Linked DNA regions of Homo sapiens: all the other regions are linked to region 2. A link is a loop called in an ENCODE intact Hi-C map of the cell type or tissue named here. Cell type or tissue: PC-9. All regions are shown on one strand. Each heading gives the region's core, and the rest is flanking DNA. Links, peaks and the distances in the headings are about the cores only.

Region 1 (5,899 bases), core at 403-5,402, 110 kb before region 2:
TTTTAGGGATGGGCTTCATCACCTTTACAGTCTAATGAGTATCCATATGCCTTCCTCCTATAAATTAGTACTCCATCTTGAAGCTGAAAAGTCCACATGCTCATGTAGAGAGGCAAAGAAAGGAACCACAGGTAATGGGAGAAGAATGAAGGTTCATGTTATAGGTTATACAGATCATGCATCAACAAGTAAAAAAACATGCCACACATATATTTTATCTTCTGCACTACGTTAATAAGCTCAAAGGCAACGTCTCTGTTTTAACCATCTTTCGTTTATTTCAGCCCAATGACTCATTTGATGGATGATAGCTGTGCTGTATGCTGACCCAATTACAAGTGCAATGAAATCACAAGGAGGAAATTAAAAAATAAAAATTCCCACCAGAACATTTATTCTCAAGATAAATCAGGAAATGGTATCTATGAATATGATTAATGGATAAGCCCAAAGACGATTCCTCTATCATCACTTTATTGGTAACTCACAGCAAGTTTGGTTCAATTCAGTCCAAGTTTGTTGACTTTCTACATATTGCTGCTGTATGAGTCTCTGGTGATACAGAGAAGAGATAGACATGATTGTGGGGTTACAGTGCTTGGAATTTCTTAGCAGGTGGGCATGCTACATAGATATAAATATGAATACAGGTATTCAAGAAACTATTATTTTCTTAAATAAAATATTCATTTTTGAGGACAGTGCCCCAAGAGGTATTTTTGTTGGAGAAAAAAATATATATATATATAAGGTATGGTGCTTTCAGGTGGGCTGGAAGTGGGCTGCAACTTCTCAAGCCAGGAAGCTCATCCAAAAACAAAACAGATGCTGTTTAGGGGTAGTTAACTAAGGAGCAATTTTATGCTAAGGTGCAGTTTTATGCTAAGGAGCAATTTTATGCTGTATACAGACCTTTATTAAAAATCCTAAGCTTTGCTCTTATTTGGGCAGGTCTTGAATTGGGTACACATACATGTGTATAATTATCTAAACCCAGACATTTTCAAAAGCAAAAAGGGGCACTATTAATAATTATGCTGTGACGAAAGAAGGCATAAACCTGAAAGTATGGCTTTCCAAGTCTTGCAGAACTGACTGTCAGAGTTAATGAAAATAATATAAGGGCCAACTAAAACAAACAATGACACCTCTGAAACAAACCTCTCCTGAATGGAATATCACAGCTGCCGTAGAAGTAGTCATTTCCCATTTGTGGTAAGAATGAAGCAGTCTCCCCAGAATAATTCCACAAACATATTTGCTTCCTCCAGAATTCACTGTTTGCAAATTCCCTGACCTGGGGGTTTACTGTTCCCAGATCTGAAGTTATCACAATATTTACTTGGTCTTGGGCTGATAGGGAAAAAACTTTAGAAAGATGATGAATATTAGATACCAACGAAACAGTATTATTTGAGTGTGTTTCTTTGCATGAGGCATTGAATTTGTGAGTGATGCTGAGGTTTGAATGTATATTTATGTAACTTCACTGTAGGCTATTTTAATAGCATTACATGTTATTCCTTTTATAAAATAGTATATAATACTTCTTGTAGATCATTTTAAAAATACAAAAAAATACAGAAGAAAATAGAATCATATGTAAACCCTAGAGAGAGAACATTTTGCTATCTTTCCATTGGTGTATTTCATGTAGTTGAGTTTATACTGTACATAGAGTTTTTTCTTCCCTTTCCATCTACTATTATACTATTTTAATGCAATTATTATGCAGTATTCAATAATGATATCTAATATTTATGGATGCTAATATATATGATATAATTTAAACCATGTGACAGTCCTACAAGGTAGGCATGTTCGTGAACCCATTTTGCAGATGAAGAAACTGGGAAGTTTGGTGAGGGAATTTGTTCAAGGTTTCACTCACTTAAAACAGATCTTGGGATTGAACCAAGTCTAAATCATACCAGAGTTCAGGTCCTTAACCAACAGGCTCTGCTGTATCAGTTAAGTTTTGGTTCTGAAAATGGAAGCCACTCTAAGTTTTTTTCACTATAAAGGAAGCTGACGTAGGGAATAAGGCTTATACAACCTTTATATATGCCTCCCATTGGAAGAAAACAATGATCAGGATGGCTCTAGATCTAGAAACACAAATATTGCAGTGATATCACTACTACTGAGCTTAGCTGCTTGCAGCATCTGGGAGCTGCTGACAAAGCCCCACATCAGCCATTTGCTGATACCCAGACGCGTGCCTAGATCTTTACTGGAAGCAATGGCCCATCTTTTTCTTCTGCTTTGCAAACTTCACAAAGTGCCACCCCAATGATATTCAAACAGGCACTTGAGAAACGTGATTTCCATGCTTTCAGGCCCTGTTTTACAAGGGGAAAGCTTAGAAGGACAGAAAGGATACTGAACATCCACAGATAATATCAGGCTCACAGGTTATGAGACAAAGCATAATTTACCTGATTTTTTCTATCATTATGCATTTAGGTTGTTTCCTAGCTTGTGGCTACACACTTCACTGGCTCATATGCCCACCTGCATATATATTTTAGCCACACACCCAATTTCAGTTCTCCCAGGGAGAACTGAATATGCAGGTGGGCATATGACCCAGGCAGAGCTGAAATTGGAGTGTGTGGTTAAGATATATCCCAGGTGAGCTCACAAATGTTCTGCTCTTCCACTCCTGGCCCCCTGCTGATGCTTACTGTCCAAACAGCCGCTTGAGGGCAGCACCTCCCCACTACTACAGATGCTGGCACCTGGCATGGTGATGCTGGCTTGCCTCCCTAGGCTAGGTCTCCTTATCTTCCCAAAGCTGCAGACCCTCAGGTTGCCAAGGCACATCATCCGTCTGTGCTGAACCCAACCAAGATTCTTCACCAAGTGAAGAATGCTCTGCACTAAGTCTTCTAACTTCTCCCCTGAGTACTAAACAGAGTTTTCAGGCCTCTGTGTCTCATTTATGGAAACAGCTTCTTTAGTGTCTGAGGGTGATTCTCTGTCCCTTGTGGCTAGACTGACCTATGGGCCTGGTCGGAGGCAGATGTCTCATTGTCTGCCATCTACTCCTCTCTATCGCTTGATGCCCAACCTCTGAGAAATTCTTTCCTTGATGAAAATCAACTCATGGGAAAGAAACTCCAGTTAACTGCCAGCTCTGACACTTCACAACACATGCATTTATTGTTTGAACCCTTAGGTTGAGAAACTTTCTGTATAATCTACTGCTACAATGAAAATTTTGGCCATCACTCTTTGTTCACATTCTCTCCTTAGAGAAGGCTGTGATACATATTGGCAAATTTCTTCCCGAAAGATCACACCAATTTATGCTTCCACCATCCAGTGACAGTGCCTGTATTTGTACCCTGGTCACTGCACTCTCCACTGAATGGTATTTTATCAATCTATGGAGACATTATATTTATGTGTATGTGCATGCATATATATATTTATATGTGTGTGCATGTATATGTATATAAGGGTGTGTGTTTCCCTCAGGATGTTCTGCTCACCATATTAAAATAAATCATGCCCAAATTCTCTCTGCTATATTCTTGAGACCCAAAGCACTGAGCCTTCCAAAAATGTGAGGACGGCAACAGCCCCAACATATCTGTTTAGTCCATTGTAACTGTGATCATTGCAGCTGTTGATTGATTGAAAGGTATTCTTCCAGAGGTTGAAGGGGTGTATTGCTAAGGAGTAGGTTTAACTGCAAGTGACCAAAAAGCCAAAATAAGAGTGGCTTAAACTAGATAGGTTTTTTTTTTCTCTGTCCTCTAGGGACAAAATCAGTAGTTAACAAGGCCAAGGCTGGTATGAGATCCCTGGAACCCAGGTTCTTTTCATTTTTAATTCTCAAATTTGCATCCACTTTCCATCCAGCAAGAAGAAGAAAAGGGAAGAAAAAGATGGGTTTCTTCCTTCAAAAGACATTTTCTAGAAGCTGTATGCATAACCCCAAGTATATAGGTAAGTTCAGCTGCAAGAAAGTATGGGAAATTCAGTCTTTATTCTATGTAATTGTTTTCCAGCTAAAAATAAGAGGAGTTAAGTAAAGAACAGATCTAAAGAGACAAACAGAAGTCCCTCACCTGGAGGTATATAAGATATGATGTCTGTTCTTAAATTACCCACAATTTACTTATTTCCTGGAAAGCCTGTGTTCCTCTTTTACATGGTAAACAAAATGTTGTGGATAATGGCCTATTTCTTTCTTCCTTTTAATTATAGTCTGATTTTCCTTTGACACAGATTATAGTTTCAGAGATGCTTCACATTCATTTTGGACTTCAAGTGGCTGAAGTTTCTCATACTTTACTTTCTTTCCTAGCCAGCCTCTCTGTCTGGCCATTAATGAATCTGAGAATAAACACTCAAATGCAGCTGGTAAGTGTGAGCCTGAAGATTTGTTTCATATCTTTTCCTTGACAAAAGAAGGATGAAACTGTACTAAAACACAAGGAAGCAAAGAAACTGAGAAAGAGGGAAATGAAGACAATGAATATAACCTCCATTATTCAGATTAAAAAACCTAGTTTGGCCATTCCAGGGAACTTTAATGGAGATATACATCAGTGGGCTTAGGGCAGTTTACAGAGGCAGGATTTCACCATGGTACTATATGTATCTTGTACATCTCATAAAATGCACAACAGCAAAAAATTAAGGTAATATAATTTAATAAGTTACTGGTGAGATGAATAAAGATGGTGATATAAGCTTTATTGACTAGCAACCTTAAATAAATAACAGGTATATCTTGGGCAATGAATCCCAGAAGTGTTTCTTATCACTCATAACCACTTGGCAAATGGTCCTTCTGCTGTCCAATTGGTTGGGGAAAAGTTTCCCTATTTAATTTTACATCCATCTTTATTTCCAGCTTTCTCATTTTTTGCCTGAACCATGCATCTATGCAGTGTGCCTTACTCAAGAAGCATTTTCTAAATGAAGCAATTTGTGTACAGTTGATACCCAATTCAGATACATACATTGATTGAGGGCTTTTGTCTGAGGATTGTATTACTAGAATGTGCTTTTAAAAAAATCTATATACCACATCTACTAGGATGGCTATAATAAAACAAAACCAGAAAACAACAAGTATTGGTGGGGATGTGGAAAAACTAGAATTCTCATACATGGCTGGTGGGAGTGTAAAATGATGTAGTCCTTATAGAAAATATTATAGTTTGGTGGTTTCTCAAAGAGCTAACCATAGAATTATAGTATAACCAAGAAATTCTACTCTGAAAAAGAATTGAAAACAAGAACTCAAGCATATACTTGTATGTCAATATTCATTGCAGCATTACTCACAATAGCCAGAGGTGGAAACAACCCAAAGATCTGGCAACAGATGAATCAATAAACAAATCTGTACATATGTACAATAAAGTATTAGTCAACCATGAAAACAATGAAGTTTTGATATATGCTACAATATGGATGAAACCTAAATACATTATACATAATGAAATAAGCCAGACACAATAGGACAAATATAGTATAATTCTACTTATATGAAATATCTAGAATAGGCAAATTTATAAAAAGAACATAGGTTAGAGATTACCAGCGGCCTAGGGAAGGGGATAGGGAGTTATAGTTTAATGGGTACAGAGTTTCTGTTAGGTGAGATTAAATAGCTGTGGAGAAAGATTGTGATGATGATTGCATAACACGATGAATGTAATTAATGCCACTAAATTATTCACCTAAAATGGTTAAAATTACAAATTTTATTGTATGTGTTTTACCTTAATAAAAAAACAATTACTTTAATCTTTCACACTTAAATGGGGCTATGGTTTGAGTTGGTCCCCTTGAAATCTCACGTTGAAATTTCATCCCCAAGGTGCTGGTGTTGGCAAGTGGGCCCTAGTGGGAAGTGTTTGGATCATGGGGGAAA
Region 2 (5,899 bases), core at 517-5,516:
TGTAAAGGAAAACAGCCACAGAGAACAATCCCCAGGCTTCTTCCCACAAGAGCTGGGGATTGGCCAAGCGGGACCTCTGGTAGTCACCCAAGTGCCCTTCTCTGCACAGAAAATCTGAACCCAGGGGCTCTGAGGTGTGTGAAATAAAAACAAATGTCCATGTCTGTCCTTTTATGGCATTTTGGGACTTTACATTTCAAACATTTCAGACATGTATCACAACACGAGGGAATAACAGTTCCAGGGATATCTGTAGCTTAAATGAGTAGAGGAAAGTCCCTGAACACTTTCCAAATTGCTCTCTTGGAACTGAGTTTCTAACTCACTGTCCAAGCCCAGGGCTAGTCAGTAAGCACATTCACTTTGACTCGTGTTGATTTTCATTAGCCACATTATGTGGTGGTCACCCTGGGCCTGCATGTCAGTGGGGGCTACTTGACCTTCAACAGCTCCCCTCCAATTAAAATAGTTTTATTCTCTGTTTTCTACCAGATGCCTACTGTGCTATTATGTAATATTTCACCTGTAGAAGTCTTATTCCTCATCTAGAGACAGCTCAGTACTATGCAAAGAGCATGGGATTTGGAGGCAGATAGACTGGTTGAGTCAAGTTTGGAACTTTGAAGGGAGCCACAACTTCTATAGCTCAGTTCCCTCATCTGTATGATAGTATCATAATTTTTGTGTGTGAGGATTAAATGCAGTAACACAGGAACACGTGGTAAGTGTCAATAAATAAATATTATTATTATCATCATTATCATTAGTAGGGTCTCACCCAAAGCCTATGAATTGTTATTATTTCATATCCATTCACATTCATTGACTGCTTAAGTGAATTAATAAATAGAAGTAAGAATGATTGCCTCTAGAATCTATTATAGTAGAGGGAAGCAGACTAGATAGAATAAAGCATCAGATTTGGTTTGTAACTGAGAGGTTTACTTTGTTCTAAGTAGCTGGCCTTGGGTTAACCAATACTTAGCCAGACACATCTATGATATTTCTGCTTTTGAAGTTTGAACATAAGGAGAGAGGTATCACCTATAATGCAGGCACCAAATACAGTCGATATGGTTTGGCTCTGTGTCCCCAACCAAATGTCACCTTGAATTGTGGTTTCCATAATCCCCACATGTCATGGAAGAGACCCAGTGGGAAGTAATTTAATCAAGAGGACGGTCACTCTCATGCTGTTCTCATGATCGTGAGTGAGTTCTCACGAGATCTGATGGTTTTATAAGGGGCTTTTCCCCCTTTTGCTTGGCATTTTTTCCTGCCATCATGTGAAGGACATGTTTGCTTCTCCTTCTGCCATGGTTGTAAGTTTCCTGAGGCCTCCCCAGCCCTGTGGAACTGTGAGTCAATTAAACTGTTTCCTTTGTTAAGTTACCCAGTCTCGGGTATGTCTTTATTAGCAGTGTGAGAATGGACTAATACAACAGTCATCAGTGGCATCTGCAGGGGATTGATTCCAGGACCCCCATGGATACCAAAATTTTCAGAAACTCAAGTCCTTGATCTAAAATGGTGTAGCATTTGCACATAACCTATGAATATCCTCCTGTTTACTTTAAATCACCTCTAGATTACGTATAATACCTAAGATAATGCAAATGCTATGTGAGTAGTTATTATACTATATGGTTTTGTATTTGTATCATTTTTTATTGTTGTATTGTTATTTTTATTTTTATTGTTTTTTTCTGAATATTTTTGATTCAAAGTTGGTTGAATTCTTGGATAGGGAACCCCAGATATGGAGTGCCAATTGTACATGTCTACATTTTAAATATGGCACAATAATTATGGAAACCATTCCAGCAGATGAAAGGGATGATAGATTTTGCTCAAGTTCAGAGAGGCTGCTGTCTGCACAATGAGTGCTATGTACATCATGCAATGGAAGGCAATGGTTTTAGTAGGGCGCAGAGCATCTAAACCCAATATAAGTTCCTTTAAATTGAGACATCTAGTCCAATTTCCTCAAAACTTAAGTATGTCCATCTCTATAGTAATAGCTTCCAGCTTGCGCAGAGGACCAGTATGGAAGCTGCTCTTCATTTTTATTTTTTTATTTTACTTTAAGTTCTAGGGTACATGTGCACAATGTGCAGTTTGTTACATATGTATACATGCGCCAGGTTGGTGTGCTGCACCTGTTAACTAACATTAGGAGATATACCTAATGGAAGCTGCTCTTCTTACCAGGCCTCTGGGAGCTGAATTGCAGGAGGCTGTCTGGGCACAGGTGGCATATGACAGGCACAGCAATGCAGAGGCCTGTGAGATTGTTCATGTCCCTAAAACAGCATTACAGGAGTGAACATGCAAACACTCCCTATCTTGTATTAACATCTGAACAAAGAGGCTAAGAATTAAAGATTAGCTTTGACTGGGTGCTTTGGGGTGGGAGAGATAAGAATGTTCTAATCAACTGATGTTAACTAGAGCTATACAGGAATTTAAAAAAAGCACTCTCTGGCTTATGACTTGCACACAGAGAGTGGGGAAGTAGGCAGTGGAGAATGCAAAGTCTGAGAGACAGAATATCAGGGTTGAAGAGAAAAGTAAAGGTTACCTAAATGGATGCATTATTTTACAGTCAAAAGATATTATCCAATGAACCTAATGAAAGGCCATGGGTCTGGAGAAGAGCCATTTGGAAAAGAAAATGATTCACAACCATCAGATCCTGGGACACAGAGTCTCCGCCTGGACAGTAGACAGTCTGGTGTGCAGCCTGCAGCTGCTGAGCTGTTTGGAGAAGAGAGATTATGACAAACAATGTCTAAAGGGTTGTGGCAACTTCAGTGACATGTGTTTGTGGTTTGCAGACCACTAGACTAAGAATTAGAATTTTCATATCTAAATAAATATCTATAAAATTCACTATTCATCCAATCCAGTGGAGACCATTTCCTAATGGCATGTCCACATCTCTCAGGAATTTGCTTTCTTGCCAGAGTCCAGTGAGGCTGTAATATCCAAAGAGAAACCGCACAAGCTGAAACGAGAGCAGCACCTTGGTTCCCACCAAACAAATAAATCTCATACTCATTTGGGAGTTGGTTGGATGATTTGTTTTTTCCAGCCCAGAGTGATGATATTTCTGAATCCCTAAGTGCTCACAAACGCAGGCGCTAGATATTCACTTAGCTAGTTCATACGGTGTCAGGCTGCGTGCTGAAGAATGCCTTTCAAAGAGGGAAGGGGAAAAATGTCGTTCCCACCCACATGGGTCCAGTTCCCTGGGAGGTAATTCAAGCTAATTAAAGTCATGTAAGGGAAGGTTTCAGATAAGAGGGTTATCAGCATTTCACTGTGGGAAGGTGCAGGAAAAAGAGTTCTCACTTCACTCTGTAAGGCTGTTAAAAGGATCAAATAAAATAATGTACATGAAAGAAGTCTTTGTCAACTATAAAACATCATCACATCAATGTCAGGTTTCACCATTGTTACTGTTCCTAGGGGCTTGCAACATTCAGTTATTCATCTGACACATTTATTAAGAGTCTATTTTGTGCTGGGTAATATCCTGGAGATGTTGAAAAAATAAGACCTAATTTATGCCCTGGAGGCATTTAGAAAGACATATAATACAACATCATGACTCAGGCAATTTAAAGATGCCACTAAAATGTCTAGACACACCAGCGGGATAGTGAGTCATACACTGTGTACCATGGTGCACACTTGAATCTTGTTCTGCTGCTTCTCCAATGTTTTCTTTGAAAAAATACCATTTTATTTGGTGACCGTGATAGCTCTCAGCTCTAACACCATGCCTTCAGAAATAGAACCAGCAGGTGGAACCACACCTTAGTGGGACTTGTTTCAAAGTTGACTTGTCATGCCTTTTGGATTAATTCTCTGTACTTTCCCCACCTTTTGGCTCCACAGACCAACAGCAACATGTCTGGATGGTAGGATGGGGTAAGGAAGGGTAAAGGGTATGGGGGTTGGGGTGGGTTCAGAGTGGCAAAGTCATTGCAGATCAAGGCTTTGGGTAAACTTTGTGAGCAGAGACATGAATATCTCTGGCAACTCAAAATTGCTCATCTTTATCTATCAATCTTTAACATTGAGACTTTGTTCCTACATATATGTCTATATGATCATTACATTTTTAGCATCTTAGCTGGTGAATTGCATCTAAGGGAGCTTGAGAAGCCTTTCTAAAGTATGTGAGAGGAACGATACCTAGCATTCTTGGGGAAGCAGAAGTATCCTGGAACCAGTCTCCAGGTGACCACTGGAAATCTGGGGCATCATTAAAACAACGGTGGAACTGGAAACACAAAGACCTGTCTTTTTCAGGTCTCAGCATTCAAATAAACAGACAGGATAAGCTTCAAGAAGCAATGCTCAGAGTGTTAACACAGATCCCACAGATCCACGGAATATGGGAATTCCAGGAAAATTTAGATGTTTATCCCTTTCTCTCACACTTACCTTCATCCACCCCCTATTTCTTCTGTTTGACAACTTTGCTTTTTTTTTTCTTCTTCTTCTTTTTTTTTGAGTCAGAGTCTTGCTCTGTCGCCCAGGCTGGAGTGCAGTGGCGTGATCTCGGCTCACTGCGAGCTCCACCTCCTGGGTTCATGCCATTCTCCTGCCTCAGCCTCCTGAGTAGCAGGGACTACAGGTGCCTGCCACCAAGCCTGGCTAATTTTTTTTTTTTTTTGTATTTTTAGTAGAGAACGGGGTTTCATCATGTTAGCCAGCATGGTCTCGATCTCCTGACCTTGTGATCTGCCCACTTCGGCCTCCCAAAGTGCTGGGATTACAAGTGTGAGCCACCATGCCCGGCCTTGACAAATTTTCTAAAACCAGTGAGCCTTAGCTCCTTGCCTGCCTGGTCACCCAAAGCCTTGAGGCCCAAGCCCACTATCTGTTGTTGTTCTGTTTGGGCAGGGGCCAGCCAACCATGATGGCATGGCCACAGACACAGCAGGCTCTCCCACTCATCTCTGCAGAGACCTCGAGCCTTGCTGTGATGAGGAATGTTGCTGCCTCAGCTTACTCCTCTCTGCCTGGGGAAGAATGAGTTAGTACATCTAACAACAGACTGTCCAACTGGTCACATGTCTTGTTCCTCTGCATAACCAACCCCGCTCTCAAGTTCTGCTTCCTGCAATGACCTGACACCTGCTAGGTTGTTCCTGGGCAGAGTTTGCCTTTGAATGTCCTGTTAGTTGGTGAGGAGGCTGGGTCTCTCCTGCATCTGGGAGGGTGAAGGGGACTCTGTTTCAAGACAGGTCAGCTCTGTGTGATCATAGACAGTGGCAAGGCCAGAAATATATTATCTTATTTAATGCTCATAACAAAAAGTAGCCTGAAGTCATTCCTTCATCCAAACAAATGTTATGTGCCTGTCATTATTTATAGGGCTTGGCATATGTCAGCACAAAGATCTCTGCTTGTGTAGAGCTTATATTCTGGGCAGAAGTGGAGGGATGGGGGAGAGAACAAAAAATTTTATGTAAGAGAATTATATTTTCTGGGCCACTTCACATTATATACACCCTCCACAATTATTAATGTGGATATTTGTTCAACAGTTGTTAAGAAGACACTATGTTCCAAGCACTATACTGGGCATTGAAAATACAAAGATCAGTGAGTGGCCCCATATCCTCCAGACACTGGAAGTCCAGGTAGAGAGGAGCAACTGTACACAGGTGGTAAAATGCATAAAGTGCTGTGACAGAGGCATCTACGAAGGGCAGAGAGACAGAGCCACCAACATCCAGGCCTCCAGCTGCCCCTAGGCTGTCCATGTTCCCCTTCCTCCCCACTGCAGCCCGTGCAGGGCTACCTCCTCACCTCCTCACTCTTTCCCCTGCTCCTGAACCCACTCCTCCTGGCCACCCAGCATACCCCAGCCCTGATGTGT
Region 3 (5,899 bases), core at 590-5,589, 210 kb after region 2:
AAAGTGAGAAAGTAGGGAAGGCTGGAAGGTCAAAGGAGAGATGAGGAGACCTTTGGGGGAGGTGTCCTCCCAGGGTGTCCAGTACCTGGCAGGAAGGTGGCAGAGGAGGCTGGACACTGCTCATTCTTTCATACATAAAAGGGGCTTTTATTAACTATCTCTGTGTAAAAACTATTCCAGACACTGTGGAAGTAAAGATGAACAAGACCTGGCCCCCATCCTTAAGGTTATCATTATGTATAGGGGAAACCAATCACACACACAAACATGCATCACTTTTATACAATGGGGTTTCATGTGACAAGTGCTAAATGTGAGATGTGAACAATGTCTAAGCGATTCCGGAGGAAAGAATGCCTTAAGGGTATTGGGGGTGGTCAGGAAGGTGTCTCCAGGAAGATCATATTGTGGTCTAAAGGAGCATGAGTTTGCAAAAGTACAAGTTGAGGTGAGAGTACAGGAAGAGGATAAGTACTCCAGGTGGAAGCACCAGCATAAGCCCAGGGCTGGAGATAAGAGGCAATCCTGTGAGGATTAGTGCCCCTGAAGAGTGAAGTGGGAAAGACATGTGGAGGGGAAATGCAGGGAGATGTCTGCAGGCCAGATCACAAGTAACTAAGGGTGCCCTTCCTAGTGTCTGTATATAGGACAGAATTTCTCCCCAAGAATGCATTTGGCCAGAATGTCTCTTGTGCTCTAATATCTCTCAGGAACATGAGAATTTGAATGGGGAGGAGAAGGAGGAGGAATGCCCCACAATTAGGGCTTCAATAAAGTGACATGTAGTTACAAACAGGAAGAGAAAATATGGCATTTGCTCTTTCAGTTGATTTTGATCTGAAGTCTTAACACTGTCTTAAGTGAATACTATGCCCTCTAATTTTCTGAAATTGCAAGGTAAATGTTTAAGATGAAAAACAGGGAGTTAGTCCTTTTTTTATTTTTTTCTGAGCTTAACCTTAAGAGTGAAAAAGAGTCTGCCTTCACATCACACCCGCGCAGATCTCTGGATTCATAGGATGAGCAGGGCTGCTGTACTAATCACATTTTCTTATTGCAGGATGCAGAGCTACATAATAACTGGTGAGTAACTTCACATTGAGGAGTTAGGTTTCAGAGCTGGCTCTTAGGGATCTGGGATAAAAGCAACTCATAGTCCTTCACAGGGTCTCCAGTTACTGGGAATGGGCAAACCTTGCTGAAAAAGAGGAAGGAGGTATGTGGGTGTCAACCGGTTTGCAGCTCTGAAGCCACTGGATTTCTCAGCTCCTGCTTTTCTTCTTCCTCCTCCACCTCTTCCTGCCCTTGCTTCTCCTCCATGAACCCAAGCCCCTGCCCCATCACATGGCTAAAGAAGCAGCTACAAAATAGGGACAAATTATCATTAAATTAGCGAGGGAAAAATTGTACATTTGTCTGTTCTAGTGAAATTTTCCCCAAAGGGCTCAAAAAGATCTGGCAAGTGCTCCCTTCCTGCCGCAAATAGGTGGGAGTGTGTGGCAGTTCCACGTCTACCACATACTAAGCACTTACTACAAGGCTCTAGGCATTGTTAATGCTTTAAATAGATGTCTCAGTTTAACCATCTCTTCAACCCTACAGTACTATTGTGACCATTTTATGGATGAGAAAATGGAGGTACAGAAAAGTTAGGGGCTTCCCCAGAGCTCACAGCTAGAAATTGGTGGAGCCAATATTTAAATCTTGGCAGTCTGTCACTAGAACCCTGGACATCTACCACTGTATTATAAAGCCTCCCAGACTCCCAGAAATATGCCCATGAAATCTCCTAGATGCTGAAAATGGACCAAATCTCACCAACGCCTTTTGAAGGCAAATTATTCAAATGGATAAATGTGGATTACTATATCTTTAGGGTTTTTATTAAAACTTGCTTGACTGTGTATAAAATATTCAAGACACATATGAAAGGTAAGAACAAGTGGCCATGTATGTGGTATGTTTATTCTTCCTACACACCAGTGCTCCAGCTCTGAATATCTGAGCTACTGGACCATTGTCCACTTTGACCTTGAACAATAGGGAGATCCTTCTAGCCATGATTGTTCTTGAATCACCAAACTCCTCCTTCTGCCCTTGCATAATGTGCCCTGCCCTGCTGACAATGAATGCCCTGATGTACTAAGTCACAACACTGAATATTCCTCTGTCCTCATTTTTTTCAGCAAACAGGATGAATATCAGCTCCAGCAGAATGCCCACAAGGTTGTATGAAATTTAGCGAGAGAAAATTCTAAAGTAAATGCTGCAGAATTCTATTATACAGCACTGTTTCCAGAGTGCTCAGCATGTCACATTGCCCTGTAGAGCTGGGAATGCAGAAACAAAGGCCTCCAGTGTTATTTCCATTTGTAAGAAGACTGAATTAACGTTGCTAGGGAAACAAAACCTCAGTTTCCTATTCAATTTACTTTCAGCTTATGTGTCACACCTCTTGCAGCCTCGGTGAAACACAATAAAGGAAGAGAACTACAGTTCTTTTATTAAAAGCTCTTAGCGCACATATTTCCCAGGTAAAGATAATCCACAGGAGGATAGATTTGGGCAAATTTCATCATAAAAGTGATTCAACTCCACTAGATTTCGCTATATGGTGGGGGGAAGATTACATAAAAAGATGCCTGTGTGCATTGCTCACTGTACCTAGGAACACCTGACTCAGGAATTGCATTTGTCTCAATTTTCAGTGGTCACAGTTACAGCCTAAAAGTCTTGGAACTTGTGTATAACTTATAATGTATATATAACTTGTGTATAAGTTATAATGTTTATAATGTGTATAAGTTATAATGTGTGTATAACAATCAAAGAGAGAGAAAATTGGAAGAAATGCAGTAATGAATGGGGTCAGAATGGTGGATAGAGGGTAGGAAAGCAGGAAAAGAAGAAAGAAAATGGTAGAATCAGCTCAGTAGTTAGTAATGGACCACAAGACTTTCAAGAGGGAGCTGATCAATTGATTCTGATGTTGTAAAACATATAGGAGAAATGGGTTACGGCTAACGCAAACCAAACCAAATATCAAGGATGATCTGGAGAGAGGATATGGATCACACTTGGATGAGGCTGTGTCTGCACAAGCATGGGCTCCTCCTTCCTTTGCCGAAATATGCCGCCATCTTAAGAGCTAAAACCAACAAGCTTTCTGCTGACTGCTCAGATGTTAGTGTCTGCACACTTCCAGGGATTTGTCAAATCCTAGTCTTAATTCATCGTCAGTCCCCAGGGTTCATGAAGTGGTCCATGTTTTCCAAATCTCAGTTCAAACATCATTTCCCAAGGACATCTACCCCAACACTGCAGACTAGATTCAATCCATGCTACGCATTCTCAAAACGTGGCTATCATTTTCTCCAATTTACTCACAGTTAGAAGTTACGTATTTCTGTGATTTTATTTATCTTTCTCCTTTATTAGACTATAAGCTCCTTGAATATAAGAAGTGTGCTTGTTTCTGCTTAGCATTGTGTCCTCAGTTCCTACCCAGAATCTGGCACATAGTAGAGTCTCAGCTAATATTTGTTCAATGAATGAATGAATGTGTACTAATCAGTTATGACTAAAAGGTAAACAAATCACCCCATGATGACTAATGATACCAAGCCTTCAAAGGCCAGCAGGAAGTCACAGAATCACAAGTCAACTTCTGACTGAGCTCCTTTCCTAGGGAAGCACACACTCCCAGACAGAAGTAGACCATATAAAATTTGGATCCATCGTGAATGTTTAATTGCAGCCTTATTTTCCACATACAATGTCAGTATTTGGCTTGCCTTGTATGACCATGGGAGGCTTTCAGAATTAGTTTCTGAATAACTTCTTAAGGTTGTTTGTTATATTGACTTCAGCCAAAGATCATTGGTATTTCCTGAGACCGGAAAGATTTGGGCCTTGTGCGTAAACAACATCTTGGATCAGGCACGGAAATTTCAACAGTACTTGGCAATTTCCTAGCAGCTTACAACTGCTGATCCCGCCAACACAGGGAGTTTAGATGCAGTTTCCTCGTCCTTCTAGTTTCTATAAATGTCCTTCCTGCAGAAAGCAAGTGGCCAGAGGCACAGAGAATAGTGATGTACTCAAGTTCTCCTTCTGCGGCAGAATTAAGAATTAAATCTAGCTCCAGTGAGGAAGCAGCAGACCATGCATTCAAGACCAGTTACATAAATGGTTTGAGTCACATTATTTTTTTATCAAAAACTGTTTTATTCATTTGTACTATTCCATTTGTAATATCTAGGTAAGTGGGAGATGGGAATGTGTCAAGAAACAAAGGCTCTGGGGGGTACCACAGAATGCCCATGAGTAAATCTGTAAGACTCCACTGAGTAAATCTTTAAGACTCCACTGATAACTGTTCCTTTCATCAATATCAGGAAAAAGGTCACCAAGAAAGACATGGCTCTGAGGGATCCAGAAGCCACTGGATCTTCCCAAAATGAGAATTTCCTCAGAAAGAAGCAGAAAGAGGCCCAGATTTGAGTCAGAGGGATCCAGATATGAATACTGGTTTTGTCACTGAGCTATGTGACCTTGGGCAAGTTACTTCACCTTTCTGAGCCTCAGTTTCCTTATTTTAAAAGCAGAATAATAATATCTGCCTTCCATCACTGTTTCAAAATTAGAACTAGCTTGAAGAGAGACTCCAGACTGCTATCTGGCTTGTAATAAGTTCAACTGTCATTTCACTGGCCATCTCCAAATTGCCCTCACCACTTCTCCATTTTTCTTTGTTATCATTCTGGACCATGCCGGGTATCCTTTATTCATGCTACTGTTTTTCATGTAGTTTGCTGAACTTAGAAGTGTCATTTTCTTGGCTTTAATATCTATGATAGTAATGACTTGAATTACCTATTAATTGTATTTTGTGGTCTCATGACACGAGAGAGAGCAAAAGCGAAAGTGAGAGAGCTAGAGAGAAAGAAAGAGAGCAAGTAAGGGCAAGCAAAGTCCAGAGACAGCTACATAAACCATATTTGATTATGTGCATCTGTCAGAAGTAGGCCAGACCCATGGGATGATCAGGAATAAGTGCAGCTGGAACAGAACCTAGATATCTTTCTTCTGGTCCCTCGTCACATTCACTCCCACTTCTCTTTCACTCCCCGCTCCATCACTCCAGATTTGGTCCCTCTTCTTTATGATCCCAGCCTTCCACCACGACAACTTTAATGAACTTTGGTCCTGGTCCTCATGCCTGTCATCATCTTCTGTCTAGTCGAGAGTGGTTCTCATGTGCTCTCTGGCTCTGTCCAGGCCCAGCATGTCCCTTCTCAATTGAGCCCACTTTGGCTTCCAGTGTCTGTCCTTTCCACCTCTCCTCAATAGGTTTCCTAAATCCACCACTGACTCAATGTAGTTCAGGGCCACTGTTCCTACTGCCTCTAGTTTTGTCTCCTGACTAGCTCATTCTTCCTTTCCATTTCCTCGAGCCAGGAGGGCCAGAAAAGTCTCTTGTTAATGATGTTTGCACACTGCAGGGTTGATCGCCACATGCCACCACAGACCTGACCAAATGTGAACTTGACTTAGATCTTGCATGGGCTATGCAGGTATTAAAATCCGGGCTCCTGCCATCAAGCAGCTTACATATGATTGGCAGATAACACAGACATGTTAACGATATAAAGAAAAAACAGCCACAAAAAGTCTCATTTGAATTTGAATAATGTTCTCAGTAGATCATTATTTATCTGAGAGAGAAGGCACCAAAAGAATCCAACAAAAAAAATGGCCTAACTGGATTATTTTTATGATTACTTAATTTCAAATTTATACTAATATAATGAGTAAAATATGATTTGCTAAAGTACAATGCATAGGGAAAACAGAATCTGCTGAACTAAGAGTGACCTGTCAGTGATTCCATAAAGAC
Region 4 (5,899 bases), core at 482-5,481, 350 kb after region 2:
TGGGAAGAGATCTTTCTTTGCTACCTATTGAATGTATTCTCTTTTTGAATCAGCTCAATCTTAGGAAATAGTTTTCTCATCAGTAGCATGTTTTTGAAGAATATTAGCAGAGAAGCTTCTTCAGGAGACAGACCAGCCAGAACTGCTAGTCAAACATGGCTGCCTTCTTTCTTTTTTCATATGTGAGAAAGGAAGTATTTTGACTTGGTGCTATGGTTTGGATGTTTGTTGCTTCCAAACATCACATTAAAATTTGAACATCAGTATTAGAAGTGGAGCCTAATGGAAGGTGTTTTGGTCATGGGGGTGGATCCCTCATGAATAGAGCAATGCCCTCCTTAGGAGGCGAGTGAGTTCTCACTCTATTTGTTCCCATGAGAGCTGGTTGTTAAAAAGAGCCTGGCACCACCAACCTTTCTTTTGCTTCCTCTCTCACCATGTGATTTCTGCACGTGCTGCCTCCCTTTCATTTTCCACCATGAGTGGAAGCCCCCTGGGGCCCTCACTAGATGCAAATGCCCAATCTTGAGCTCTATAGCCATCAGAATTGTGATCCAAATAAACCTTTTTTCTTTATAAACTACCTAGTTTCTGATATTCCTTTACAGCAACACAAAATGGACCAAGACACTCAGCTTCCCAGGCAACAGCAACTTTCCAAAGTCTGTGGAAGATAATTTGGGTAGCAAATGATAGAAGATCTAACCAAGAGTAGCTTAAACAATAAGGACATTTATTATTGTGTATAACATGAAGTGTGGAGGTAGAGCAATTTCAAGGTGGATTAATTCACTGACACAGACACAGTATGGATCTAGCTCAGCTATTCTGCAGTTTTCCTCCACAGTCTCAAGATCTGCTGTGAGTCAGGTCTCACATGCTATCAACAATCTTCAGAGGCAGAAAAAGAGAATGTCCCAATCTTGTGTCCCTCTACAAGATGTCCCCTTATCTTTCCTTGTCAAGAATCAGCATAGTCTATCCCTAATTAAACAATCACCAGACAAGGAAAGACCACCATAAATTGGCCTAAACCAATGAAGATTTACCTTCTATGGTTGGGTAGAGACTAAATTCTTAAAAAGAACATGACCCCTCAGAGGAGGGTTACTAAAATCACGGTTTTGATAGCAAGGTAAAAAGGGGGAAATAACTCCCTGGTGGGCAACCAACAGTGTCTGCAACAGAGAAGGTTGGACCTCTAAGTAGTAGGTAATGAGTAAAATTACTCCAATTTTATGCTTAGGAGAATCAAGCCAATGTAAGACAAGGACCCTTCTTACTCAGAGCTACAATCTGGTTTCAGAGATAAAGCCTTTTCAGGAGCATTAGCTCAAGATGATTTTACAATCATTACCCATATAGGCTGCAATAGAAGCAAAGCACTACCAAAATCTTCTAGTATAGCAAATGTCCAAGTAGGCTCACTAATGCAAAGCAAACAAAATCTTCTTGTAATGCTAGGTCACAAGGTTTGTACACATCCTAATCCAGATAAATATCAAGAGTGAAATGGTAACATTTGGCCTCAGTTTCAATCTCTGTTACAAAATTGACCAATGCCTTCCTCTGGAGAATAGAGTATTTTTTTTTTATGGACCAAAACACACAATTCACAACTTCCCTGGAGACTCTGCTAAGGTTTTATAAAGATTTAGTTTTTTCTTTTTCTTTTTTTTTTTTAACTTGAAAACATCTAATTCCTTGTGAAAGAAATAGAAAAATAGGTAGGAGAACTGTTTGACCCTGAAGACATGCCAATAAGTTTCCCTCACCAAGATTTATATTAAACACAAAATTTGATGATCAAATTGTTTCTACACTTGTGACTCATTATTCATTTACTTAACCTTAGGCTGGCCATTCTCTCTCCCATTCATGCTCTCTGAGGTCTGGCAGGACCAGAGGTGCTAAAAGCTCAGGTCTCCACTGCTTAGTATTCTCAGAATGGCCAAAAGGGAGTCATTTGGGCTGAATTATGTTCCCTCTAAGAGTCACCTGCTGATGATCTAACCACTGGGACCTCAGAATGTGGCTGTATTTGGAGCTCGGGTCCTTTAAAAGGTGATTGAGTTAAAATTAGGTCATTAGGGTGGGCCCTAATCCATTTTGACTATTGTCCTTATAAGAAGAGGAAATTTGGACACAAAAAGAGATACCAGGGGCACACAAAGGAGAGACCATCTGAGGACATAGCAAGAAGGCAATGATCTGCAAGTCAAGAAGAGACGCCTCAGGAGAAACCAAACCTGAAGACACCTGGATCTTGGACTTCCAGCCTGCAATACTGTAAGACCATAAATTCCTGTTGTTTAAGCCAACCAGGCTGTGTATTTTGTTATGGCAGCTCCAGAAAATGAACACAGGGAGCAAGAGGGCATAACCTCAGGGAGCGTCCTTTGATTTCTCTACCTCCTCCACCCCAGGAAGTCCTCTCCATTTAGTCCTACCTTTACACTGCAGCTGGCCTTCCGCCAGCTGTGGGGCCCTCCGCCCATGATGAATGCAAACTGACACTCAGATTCCTCAGCGATGAACACCGAACACTGTCCACATTACAAAATCTCTTCCTTCCCTGACTGTGTTTCCCTCCAGAGAAGACTAGGGTGTGTTCTGGACTAAGGCCACAGACGCAAATTTTCCCTAGAAGAGCCTGGAAAAGAAGCAGTAAGTCACGGAGCTGCAGTTAAGTTATAAGAAAACTCACCTGAAAAAACAGCCAGGGGTTTTCACAGGGCAGGCCAATTACGTAAAGCACATCTCCACTGTGTGTTGTCTTAAGATAATGAGGCTCCTCACCATCAGCAAGAGCTGGCTGGAAGCAGAGGGATCAGGTAAGTGAACCTTCAGGAGGACTGAGTTTCAAATATGGGTCCCTGCCAGACAGGGATTGTATGTCCTCAAGTAGATGTCTCTCCCTGTGACCCACAATATCAGCAGCGTGTGGCCCTTTTCCAGGGAAGAGAAGTGGAAATACCCACCTATAGTTAGGAACTGGGGATTACTATGAGAGAAGGGAGGAAGAAACACAGTGTCTAAAAATTAGCAGACTACCAAACTTAAAAGTCCTGCTCCACCATTTATTTACTAACTACACAGCTTGAACACATTTTTCAACATCTCTAAACCACCATCCACTCATTTTAAAAAATGAGAAGACTAGTAGCTATCTCAACAAACTGTTGGGTGGAATTAAATAAGATATTATAGTAAAACTAGCAGATTATAGGGTATATAGGCAAGTGAATAGCAGCAGCAACAACAGCAATAGGGTTGGTAGTTATTAATAAAACAAATGACCAAGCAAGATTTAGCATTTCAAGAGCTCTGACACAGGGCTGAGCTCTGCACTTCTTGGTGATAATAGAAGTAGAAAGGAGGAAGTCGAGATGTGGGTGAGGAAGCTGGGCCAGGTCAGAAGGTCCTTCCGGAGTGGAGGAATGTTGAGTGGAGCCAGGGTTAGATAAGATCTTGAGATAGAGGGGGAGGTTGTAGGGAAACCTTCCTGTGGTATGGAAGTTTCTCCTCTCTTTTAGTTTAGTATGTTAATGAAATGAGTTAATACTCTCCGCACTAGAAACAGTCAAGTTACTTCATCTCAGAAATAATCTCCCCCAGGAACTATCACACTTAAAATCATAACAACAAAACTACCTCAGACACATCCCAGGGCAATAGTCCAAGGGACAGAACTCTCAAAAGTACTAGAGCCTGCTATTTTGAGTAGATTGAAAAGTAAGAGCCCCTCTAAATGAGGTCAACAATCAGGCCCCGTGTCTCAGAGCTCTTCTAGCCAAGAAAGTCCATCTGGAAAGCAAGCAACCTGGAGAAACCAAACCACCCAGACACACACTGACCAGCCCAGCATCAGCAGTGTGCTTTGGTTTCTTCTCAGACTGAAAGCTGGACTAGGGAGACAAGTGCTAGAAAATGAAACATAAAGCATGAAGGGTATTTTTTTTCTCCGTTAAAAGAACATTCACACGGTCCCTAGTGTCTACAAAAGTTAGCAGCTGTCAGTAAAGAAATGATTATCCAACAACAAAAAAATTACAGTGAAACTGTTTACTAGGGAAAAAATTCAAATTTGAACCTCATTATAAATCTGTATAAAATTATCTCCATACGGATTAAGGATTTAACATTTCTATAAAGGAAGAAAAGGAAGAGAAGGAGGAGGAAAAGGAAGAGGAGGGGCAGGAGGAGGGAGAGGGGCATAAACAAGCAAGAAGAAAATATAAGTGTACATTTAACCTATCTTGAGGTGCTGTGGCAATTTTAAAATATGACCACAGATTCCGTGCTATACCTCCCATGACACCCACTTGAATGTGAGTAGGCTTGAGACTGCATTCACCAACAGAGTAGCTGATGTCCAAGGCTTTGTCATAAAAGGGCTTACAGCTTCCTCTTTGTTTCCTAGAACACTTGCTTTTGGAGCCCTGGGCTGCCATGTAAAGGTTCTAACTACCACAAGATCACTGGATGAGCTGCATACAAGCACTCTGTAGGGCATTTCTGCTGAGCCTAGCCTTCCAGCAATTCTCACCAAGTCTCCAGACACATGAACTACACCATCTTGGACTCTCCAAATCAGCCCATCCACCAGCTAATTAACATTGAATGACTTCTGTCAACACCATGCATAATGCAGAAAACCCACCAGCTGAGCCCTGCCCAAATCCTTGACCTAAAAAAAATTATAAAATACAATAAAACAGCTGTTGTTTTAAGCTATTAAGTTTTGAGGTCACTTGATATGCAGTGACAGATAAAACTGGACTGGTAGGGAAGGACCTTCTAAGCACAAAAGTTCATTAGGAATCCAAGGAAAGAATAATAGATTTGAAATTGTAAACTGCTCTATTTCAAAAGTAATCATCACATACAAAATTAAAAGACAATGACAAACTTGAAAAACATTCTTGTAACAGATTTAACAAACAAGAAGAAAAGCACAATAGGAAAAAAAATGTACAAATAACAAAAAGCAGTTATCAGAAAAAAATTAAGACAAAAAGAGAAATGCTATTTAATTTTTAGTGGCAATTACTGGTAAAATAAATATAAATTAGATAATATGATACCTATTTGGCTTCAGATTTGTGAAGATTTTTTTAAATGATAACACTCAATACCTGCAAGACTGCAGTGTAGCAGGGATTTACATACCACTGATGGGAATGTAAATTGGTAATCTTTCTGGAGAATAATCCAATTATATAAATCAAAAGCCTTAAATGCCTTTTGCTCAAGTAATCCCAGTTCTAAAAATTAATGAGACATGTGGCCAAATATTTCTTACATTCTCATCACAGCACTATGTATGATACTGAGAAGTCATAAACAACAAAACATTTAACAGTAGAACTGTTGCTAAATTTCACATAATGGAATACAATGAAGCTATCAAAAGTCACACTCTCACCAAAATATTCATTGCCAGGGGAATACATTTATGATATAATTAAAGTGGAAAAACGTAGTTAAAAGTATGCAAAAAGAATAGCCACAGTGTCATTTACATACATGATAGACAGACTTAAAAAATGAATGGAAGGAGCACACTAAAATATTAACAGTAGTCTCTGGAAAAACGGTTTAAGTATTATTTCCTTCTTTCTCTTTGTGTTTTCCTAATTTTCCAACAGGAAACCATATTAATTTTATAATCAGAAAAGCAGTTTCCTTTTGAGTTAATTTTTTTTTTTAGTTTCACAGTACTCCAACAAACTTGAACACAGCATTTCAAGCACTAAAGTTTTCCCAGAAGCCAGGAGTGCTCCCTCAAGAGACCTGCTGTGATCTGTTTTAGAAGTGTCTGACTTCTAAGCCATGCCGCATGGATCCCCAGGCTCCAACATTATCTCTCTATTATCCCTTCCTTTTTCCCACCATA

The links. Peaks named below come from ENCODE experiments on the same cell type or tissue, not always from the same donor. Only the 100,000 strongest peaks of a DNase experiment are listed, where the experiment ranks them.
Region 1: a loop joins it to region 2, with 9 times the contacts of the local background. A loop is called at or near these places in 5 of 110 quality-filtered maps.
Region 3: a loop joins it to region 2, with 2.3 times the contacts of the local background. A loop is called at or near these places in 2 of 110 quality-filtered maps.
Region 4: a loop joins it to region 2, with 7 times the contacts of the local background. A loop is called at or near these places in 2 of 110 quality-filtered maps.

Annotation. Positions count from the first base shown.
Region 1 is chr1:168,600,973-168,606,871 of GRCh38, forward strand. No RefSeq gene overlaps it. Among named protein-coding and RNA genes, the nearest start is that of XCL1, 27 kb to the left of the region's middle. In PC-9, for the core only: CTCF peaks have their summits at 2,714 (motif pointing right) and 2,913; a DNase peak (open chromatin) is centred at 2,699.
Region 2 is chr1:168,706,506-168,712,404 of GRCh38, forward strand. All of the region lies in intron 2 of DPT (dermatopontin), which reads right to left. Among named protein-coding and RNA genes, the nearest start is that of DPT, 20 kb to the right of the region's middle. In PC-9, for the core only: no CTCF peak of the experiment used is centred there; DNase peaks (open chromatin) are centred at 2,966 and 3,606; H3K4me3 peaks cover 883 bases; H3K27ac peaks cover 2,583 bases.
Region 3 is chr1:168,916,985-168,922,883 of GRCh38, forward strand. All of the region lies in intron 3 of LINC00970 (long intergenic non-protein coding RNA 970), which reads right to left. Among named protein-coding and RNA genes, the nearest start is that of LINC00626, 130 kb to the left of the region's middle. RefSeq lists an enhancer at 4,852-5,021. In PC-9, for the core only: no CTCF peak of the experiment used is centred there; DNase peaks (open chromatin) are centred at 2,107, 2,517 and 3,607; H3K27ac peaks cover 3,839 bases.
Region 4 is chr1:169,057,705-169,063,603 of GRCh38, forward strand. LINC00970 (long intergenic non-protein coding RNA 970) reads right to left here. Exons shown (of 5, transcript NR_104091.1): 2 at 2,708-2,815. Among named protein-coding and RNA genes, the nearest start is that of LINC00970, 26 kb to the right of the region's middle. In PC-9, for the core only: no CTCF peak of the experiment used is centred there; DNase peaks (open chromatin) are centred at 1,867, 2,527 and 3,437; H3K4me3 peaks cover 2,178 bases; H3K27ac peaks cover 3,947 bases.